Linked DNA regions of Homo sapiens: region 2 is linked to region 1. The links are chromatin contacts, found by Hi-C or POLR2A ChIA-PET in ENCODE. All regions are on one chromosome and are shown on one strand. Each heading gives the region's core, a stretch centred on a gene start or an enhancer-like site at or near the end of the contact. The rest is flanking DNA. Distances are from core to core; before and after follow the strand shown. Region 1 has its middle 27 kb from the start of LINC02509. Region 2 holds the start of SPATA4 (spermatogenesis associated 4).

The links. Hi-C counts contacts between places; a loop is a spot of excess contacts on that map. ChIA-PET counts read pairs that join two places held with the same protein, here RNA polymerase II (POLR2A). Pooled maps may share reads with other maps.
Region 2: a map of naive thymus-derived CD4-positive, alpha-beta T cell shows a loop between it and region 1 (13-fold over the local background). The contact joins the promoter of SPATA4 here to the enhancer-like site in region 1. A Hi-C loop is called at or near these places in 1 of 168 maps with a recorded cell type or tissue (naive thymus-derived CD4-positive, alpha-beta T cell), 2 of 37 single-sample maps with no recorded cell type and 11 of 50 pooled maps. POLR2A ChIA-PET finds 5 or more read pairs at or near these places in 1 of 52 experiments (activated CD4-positive, alpha-beta T cell).

Annotation. Positions count from the first base shown.
Region 1 is chr4:176,901,376-176,904,881 of GRCh38, forward strand. No RefSeq gene overlaps it. Among named protein-coding and RNA genes, the nearest start is that of LINC02509, 27 kb to the left of the region's middle. Within about 2 kb of position 1,721, at least 4 of the 41 ENCODE cell types and tissues checked have a DNase peak (open chromatin) inside an H3K27ac peak, as active enhancers do.
Region 2 is chr4:176,193,790-176,197,559 of GRCh38, forward strand. It overlaps SPATA4 (spermatogenesis associated 4), which reads right to left and starts at 1,796. Exons shown (of 6, transcript NM_144644.4): 1 at 1,556-1,796. The coding sequence starts at 1,773.

The DNA.
Region 1 (3,506 bases), core at 471-2,970:
TGTAGTCTCAGCTACTCGGGAGGCTGAGGCAGAATGGCGTGAACCCAGGAGGCGAAGCTTGCAATGAGCCGCCGCTGCACTCCAGCCTGGGCGACAGAGCGAGACTCCGTCTCAAAAAAAATAAAAAAGAAAGAAAAGAAAAGAATTGCAGCTACATATTATTAAAATGATTTCCATCTGGTAGCAACATGCTTGAATTGTAAAAAAAAGAAATTAAAAAGGAAATAAAACTCATCTATACTAAGAAACTAAAGTGATAAATTAAAAAGCACAGATCAAAAATCAAAGTTTTCATGCATTTAACAGCCATGCCATATAATAAAATACACTGGAGCTAATGATAGTAGAATCGAGCCCATTACAGTTCTTTGGTTTTGACAAATTTAAACAATTATCTTTCAGCACTCCTCCACGTTATCATTTTAAACTTTTAAAAATATAGAAAGTGAGAACATTAGGGAAGATAGGGGTAAGAAAATCAGGCATTTTTTTCACATCTTGTATATATATATACACATCTCTCTCTCTCTCTCTCTCTATATATATATATATCTATATAGAAAAAAATATAGAGAGGCTTGCTACCTTCAGATAAATGACTTTTTGCACTATACACACTTTTGTTAAAAAAAAAAAAAACCAAGGCAGAGCACTGTGGCTCAAGCCTGTAATCCCAGCACTTTGGGAGGCCAAGGCGGGCAGATCTCCTGAGGTCAGGAGTTTGAGATCAGCCTGGGCAACATGGTGAAACCCCGTCTCTACCAAAAATACAAAAAGTTAGCTGGGTCTGGTAGTGTGTGACTGTAGTCCCAGCTACTTGGGTGGCTGAGGCAGGAGAATCGCTTGAACCTGGGATCACCACTGCACTCCAGCCTGGGTGACAGAGCGAGACTCCCTCTCAAAAACATAAAAATAAAAATAAAAGCCTAAAAATAAAATTTCCGTCTTCATTGAAATAGACTACTAAGGAATTTTGACAATTATAATTTATTATTACTATTATTATATTTTAATTAAAATTCTTGGCATTGAATGGGCTCAGAAGGGGGTTGGTTTCCACAATTTAAGATTCCAAAGAAATTCCATATCACAATTTTGTTCAAGGAACAGTTTACATAGGTCACGTTGTGCAGTGGACTGAACCACAGGCATGCAGACAGCGCTGGTGTGAATATTTTAGGCTCCAGCAACATACTGCCTCAACTTCTAGCCCTGTTTCAGTGTTTCTCATTGGTAAAAGGAGATTTTAGTCTTATAGATGTTAGACTTCTCTTCAATATCACATGCTGCATGATTCTAGGTAGTCAATATAAAATTAATCAATAAGAAAATGGCAAATATCAATTAAATGTGTGGTGAAACATTTACTTACCAAGTTCTAATAGTGTTAGAGACAGAGTCATGGAAAAATGGGTCAAGCCAGAAAATGTTCTCTACTGCAGGAGTCTCAGATTCAGACATCTACAGGTAATTTGGATCAGTAAAGGGTGCTGGATTTAAGGCAAAAGAAATGGTGAAGGTTGTGGCAGATATGCATTGCATCCAGCGGCTTGTCGCCATATAGGAATGTGGATCGTGTTGATACGTTTTTCTGATTTTCAAGAGAAGTCAAGAATTAGGACTGTTTCATGAAATTTCTCAATTTCTAAAATATTGTGATGGTTAAACAAAGCATGCCTGTGGCTTAAATACAGACTCTGACTTGCCCATCAGTGACTCCTATTTCCAGAACTGTCTATGAAAACAGCTAGAATTAGTAGTATAGTCATTTCCTCTTTGGGTGAATCTGTGGTTTTGAAGATCACATCATTAAAATGAAATGAAACATAAATGTATTTGTCACACTTACTCATATCTAAAAGGAAAATGAAAGCGAAGATGGTGGACTACATTTTCCTGAAGCCACTGTATAGCTTAGAAAGTGGAAAATTACAACTTAACAGATTTGCAGTACTGGTTTTGGAGTCTCATATATACAGTATATTCCTAAAATTATTTATAATTTCTGATTATTTATAAGATTATTTGTGATTTCTAAGATTATTTATGATTATTTATGATTCCTAAGTTATTTATGATTTTTGTGTGTAATGCTGGAGCTCAATTTCTAAACAATGCCTATTTATCCAGGCTTGATGCACTACAATTCTCTCTGGATTACAATTCTATGATCTAGCTTTAGGCCCTTTCTTTGCAAAACAGAGAAAGGCATTTGAGTTGCTTCATTTAAAGCAATAATTAAATATATGGCAAAATTACAGGAGACATATAAAATAATACATAGCTGTAATCATTGACTCATATGCACTATCAGTTATAGCTAAAATATACAGCAAGGACCTGTCTGTACCATGTGTGTTTCTTATTCCCCTCACAAAGCAATCATTTGGGGAGCTTTATGTATTAAACGTACTGGCCACAAAGGACTTTATTTGGGAATGCTGCTGTGCTTGCTCTGGCATAGATTTTCACTCTGAAAATGTCTGTTGAGATGTGATGGCTCAAATGTTTTCATTTCCAATAGTATGTCATGGTACATTTTTCATATATATAAAGTTTTGGTGCCGAAGATTGGTAAATATTTTTACATAAAATTAAAAACTAATAGAAAAATGGAGAATACTATACTATCTTAGGCTTATTCCTCATGTTACACAAAGAGCTTTCTTCAGCATTTAAATAAATACTGCAAATACTTTCAAGGTAAGATTTATGTTAACACTGAGAAGAAAGGATATGTTGAAACCGTTTTGTTCATTTAATCAAATGTAAACAATCATTCTAGAACATTCAGATTATGATACATAGAACTTGAAATGATCCAAATTTCCTACACTCCTTTATCCAATTAGTCAAATATTTGCCAATTTTCTCATACAGCAATAGTTGAACAAGCCTATATTGGCCATTTTATATGGACAGACTGTGAAATCTCAGAAGCTCTTCCATTGGTCCTCTGTGATACACATTTGCTCTCGGAGGTAGGAAAGTGTGGTAGCAATGGAAAATGTGTGTGTACAGTGGACTAGTAACAAACACTGTCTCCAAGGGCCACAACTCAGGAGGTGATACAACTAGTCCAAAGATGTGTGGCTTGTGTTTTGCCCATAAGACCAAGTCATTGGAAAAGCTTCAATAAAAATTGTTTTTACCACATTTAGCTTTCAGGTTAATTTGTTTTTGCTTTCAGATGCAACATATCCTTGCTCTTGGTCTTACAGGTAATCAACCAAAGAATAACAATTAGGTTTAACAATGCGGAAGAAAACACTAATAAGCTGTCAGAAACCAATGTCTATCTGTAGCCTCTGAGAAACAGAGTCTGTATTTGTGATTGGAATACACAGGGCATGGGGAAATATGGTAACATTCACCTATAGCCAAAAGTTCTGAGATCAGCAGCTCTCTCTACCTTCTCCACTACAGCACCCAGTGCTGAAGAGTGCACATTGTAGGTGTACAGTCAAGATTTGCTGATCGAATGTGGCTAAGTGCACAGATTTCTC
Region 2 (3,770 bases), core at 546-3,045, 710 kb before region 1:
AACTGTTAATTTGTATTGAATCCGCATTTCAAGAAGATCCCCAGGTGATTCATATGCACTTTAAAATTTCAGAGGCATGGTTGTAAGTAATACTGAAGACAAATTAGTAAACTAGTCCCCCGCTTATCTGCAGTTTTGCTTTCTGCAGTTTCAGTTACCTTGGGTCAATCACAGTCGGAAAATATTAAATGGAAAATTCAAGAAATAATTTGTAACTTTTAAATTGTACTCTGTTCTGGGCAGTCTGATGAAACCTCCCTGCCTGCTCTGTGTTGCCTAGGATGTGAGTCCTCCCTTTGTCCAGAGTCTCCACGTTGTAGACATCAGTCACCTTTTAGTCATCAGATCAACTGTACAGTGTGGTGCGCTTGTGTGCAAAGTGCAAGAGCAGTGATGCTGGTGATTCAGATATGCCAGAGAGAAACCATAAAATTATTCCTTTAGGTGAAAAGATGAAAGTTCTTGACTTAATAGAAAGTTGTAAGAATGGTTACAATGGTAGGAATGAATCATATTCCTGAAATATGAAGAAAAAGAAATTCTTGATAGTTTCGGCATCACACCTCAAACTGAAAAACTTTCAGCCACAGTGTGTGATAAGTGCTTAGTTAAGATTTTTAAAAAGGCATTAAATTTGTGGATGGAAGACATAAACAGAAATGTGTTCTGACAGAGGGTTCTGTAGTATCCACAGTTGCCATCCACTGGGGATCTTGGAACCTATGCCTCTCTGATAAGGAGAGACTACTTTAAACCAGAGTTCTGCAAAAGATTCATTGCCTTTTTATAGAATTTAGTTTGCATTCCCAGAGCAAATATTAGCTGCCAGTTACATACAAAGTGCCTACAATTAAGCAGCAACTTTAAAAACTTGTTGGTAACTCTCAAACTAGATGCCATCTCCGACAAAGGGTAAACTGATCCTTACCAGTATTTTTTTTTTTTTTTTTTTTTTTTTTTTTTGAGACAGAGTCTTACCCTGCCACCTAGGCTGGAGTGCAGCGGCATAATCTCGACTCACAGCAACCTCCGCCTCCCGGGTTCAAGCATTCTCCTGCCTGCAGCCTCCCCAGTAGCTGGGATTACAGGCACCCGCCACCACACTGGGCTAATTTTTTGTATTTTTTAGTAGAGACGGGGTTTCACCGTGTTGGTCAGGCTGTTACTCAACTCCTGACCTCAGGTGATCCGCCTGCCTCGGCTCCCAAAATGCTGGGATTACAGGCATGAGCAACTGTGCCCGGCCGTCCTTACCAGTATTAATGCCCAATATCACTAAAGAAAAAGCTTTGACTATTTTAATATTTTTGTAGTCACCAAAGCATTCTATATTGTCCACAATTTAATGATTGGTTGATTAATTGAATAAACAAGATGTATCGTGGTATTTTGTTAAAGCCTTGTTCCCTAATAGTGTTTTCGTGTGTGTACGTGGGTGGGGGGGTCTTGATTTGAAACATAAGCCAGGCCAGGGTAGGCAATCTGAGGCCTGGCAGGCGGCGGAAAGCAGGCGGGGCGCCCACCGGGGGGGCCTAGGACTGGCTTACTCAAGCACCTGTTGATGTTCCTGGGGAAGAAGCTGAGATCCAGACCCTGAAGCCAACGCAGAACGGAACGAGACAAGCGGGAGCTCTTCGGCGCATGCGGATAGACCAGACACTTCTTAGGCCTCCCTCGGATGGGAGCTGCTAGCTGTGGCGAAAGTGACGGTGACTTGTCTAGGGCTGCCGCAGTCTGTGTCAAATACCCTTTTTCCTGGCCGGCGGCAGCCATGACGCTTTCTGGGTTGCTGCGGCAACAGCAGAAGGCGGGGCTGGGCCTTATTGCTGGCGGCGCGGTCTCGTGGGGCGGGGCGGAGTCTTATGGGGCGAGACCTCAGCGCCTGCGCAAGCGCCGCAGCAGCCGCCCGTACTTCCGCTTTACTCAGATTTTGGACCGCGGGGCCGGGTATCGAGGGAGGCAAAGCTGGGGTCCCAGTGGTGTGGCTGCGGTCTGGGGAGCGCTTTCAGTCTCAGATTTAGTTGGCCTCACTGTTAACCTATTTAGAGCTTTTTTTTTCTTATGTCATCGTTCATAAGTTTTGTATTTTAAATATTGTTGGTTTCTGCCCAGCCAAAGGCCTATTTTCAGTCGTCTAGTTTGAGGAGTGGTGTGAGAAGACTCCAGAGGCCAAGGACAGTTTTTGTTTGGGAATTGGAAGAGATGGGGGAAAAAAATCTTTGAAATGGAAATGAATGTCCACAAAATTTAACATAACTATTTCCTTAATTATTGCATTAAGTATTTGTAAACATTAATATTTGAAAACGATGTGTAGGTTAGATTTTCACACTTAATTAAAATCTCCTAGTAGGCATAATTCCTTCATTAATTCAACAAATATGTATTGAGTCCATATTATGTGCCACGCATTCATCTAGTCACTTGGGATCTATCTGAACACAATGAAAACAACTGCAAAGTTGGCATAGGCAATTATAAATATGTAAGCTTAATTATTAAAATCCATTAAAAATTTTTACAGCCACAGTTTTTTGTTTTTTGTTTTTTGTTTTTTGTTTTTTTTTGCTTGGCAGGGCACAGTGGGTCATGCCTGTAATCCCAGCACTTTGGGTGGTGGAGGCGGGAGGATCGTTTGAGCTCAGGAGTTCAAGACCAGCCTGGGCAACACAAGGTGGAGAGACTTTCGCTACAAAACAAACAAACAAACAAAATAGCTGGGTGTGGTGGTGCACACCTGTACTCTCAAGTACTCCAGATGCTGAGGTGGGAGGATTGCTTGAGCTCAGGAACTTGAGGCTGCAGAGAGCCAGGTGACAGGCCCTGTGGATACATACACATGGTAAAATATGGGATAGATCTTGATAATGATACTATGTAATATTTTTAATGTTTATTCATATACATGCTTATTAATAAAGTAAACCAGTGTATTCTGTATGTGGTTAAAAAAGAAAACCAAAACTGAAGCTATGTAAGTGTTTTCTGTTAGGCTAAAAAAGTTTTAATGAATGATTCATTCATTCTGTAAACCTTTTCTGAGGAACTATCCTGGAGTATGTGCTAGATCTTTACCATCCAATATGGTAGCCACTAGCCACATGTGGCTATTTAAACTTAAATTTAAATAAACTCAGTTCCACTGGCTACATTTTACCTGCTCAATAGCCATATGTAGCTAGTGGCTGCCATGTTGGGTAGGACAGACACAGCACTGTTCCATCACTACAGGAATTTCGATTGGACAGCTCTGTGCGGCAGATCATTTATAAGAGATTCAGAGATAGAAATATCAGTGAAAAGATTACATACACTGAAAAGCTCTGCCATGGTAAAAATATGTTAGCACCAGAAAGGAAGCAAATACTTTGGCCTGGGAGAGTGTAAGAAGTCCTCTCAAAAGAGATGACCATTAATTTGGATCTTAGAAGGTGGTATTTTAAGCTGATTTTTAAGATGAAAGCTTTGAATAGCCATTTCTACTGTGAAAGGAAATTAAATCTTGGGACCCCCCCCACCTCCCCCAAATCACTAAGCTAAAGGGAAAAGTCAAAGTGGGAACTGCTTAGGGCAAACCTGCCTCCTATTCTATTCAAAGTCACCGCTTAGCTCACTGAGCTAAATGCATACCTGATTGCCTACTCTGGAAAGGCTCATCAGAAACTCAACAGAATGCAACCATTTGTCTCCCATCTACCTATGACCTGGAAGCCCCCTCCCTGCTTGAGTTGTCCTGCCTTTGCTTCTAGTTGTCCCACCTTTTCCAGACC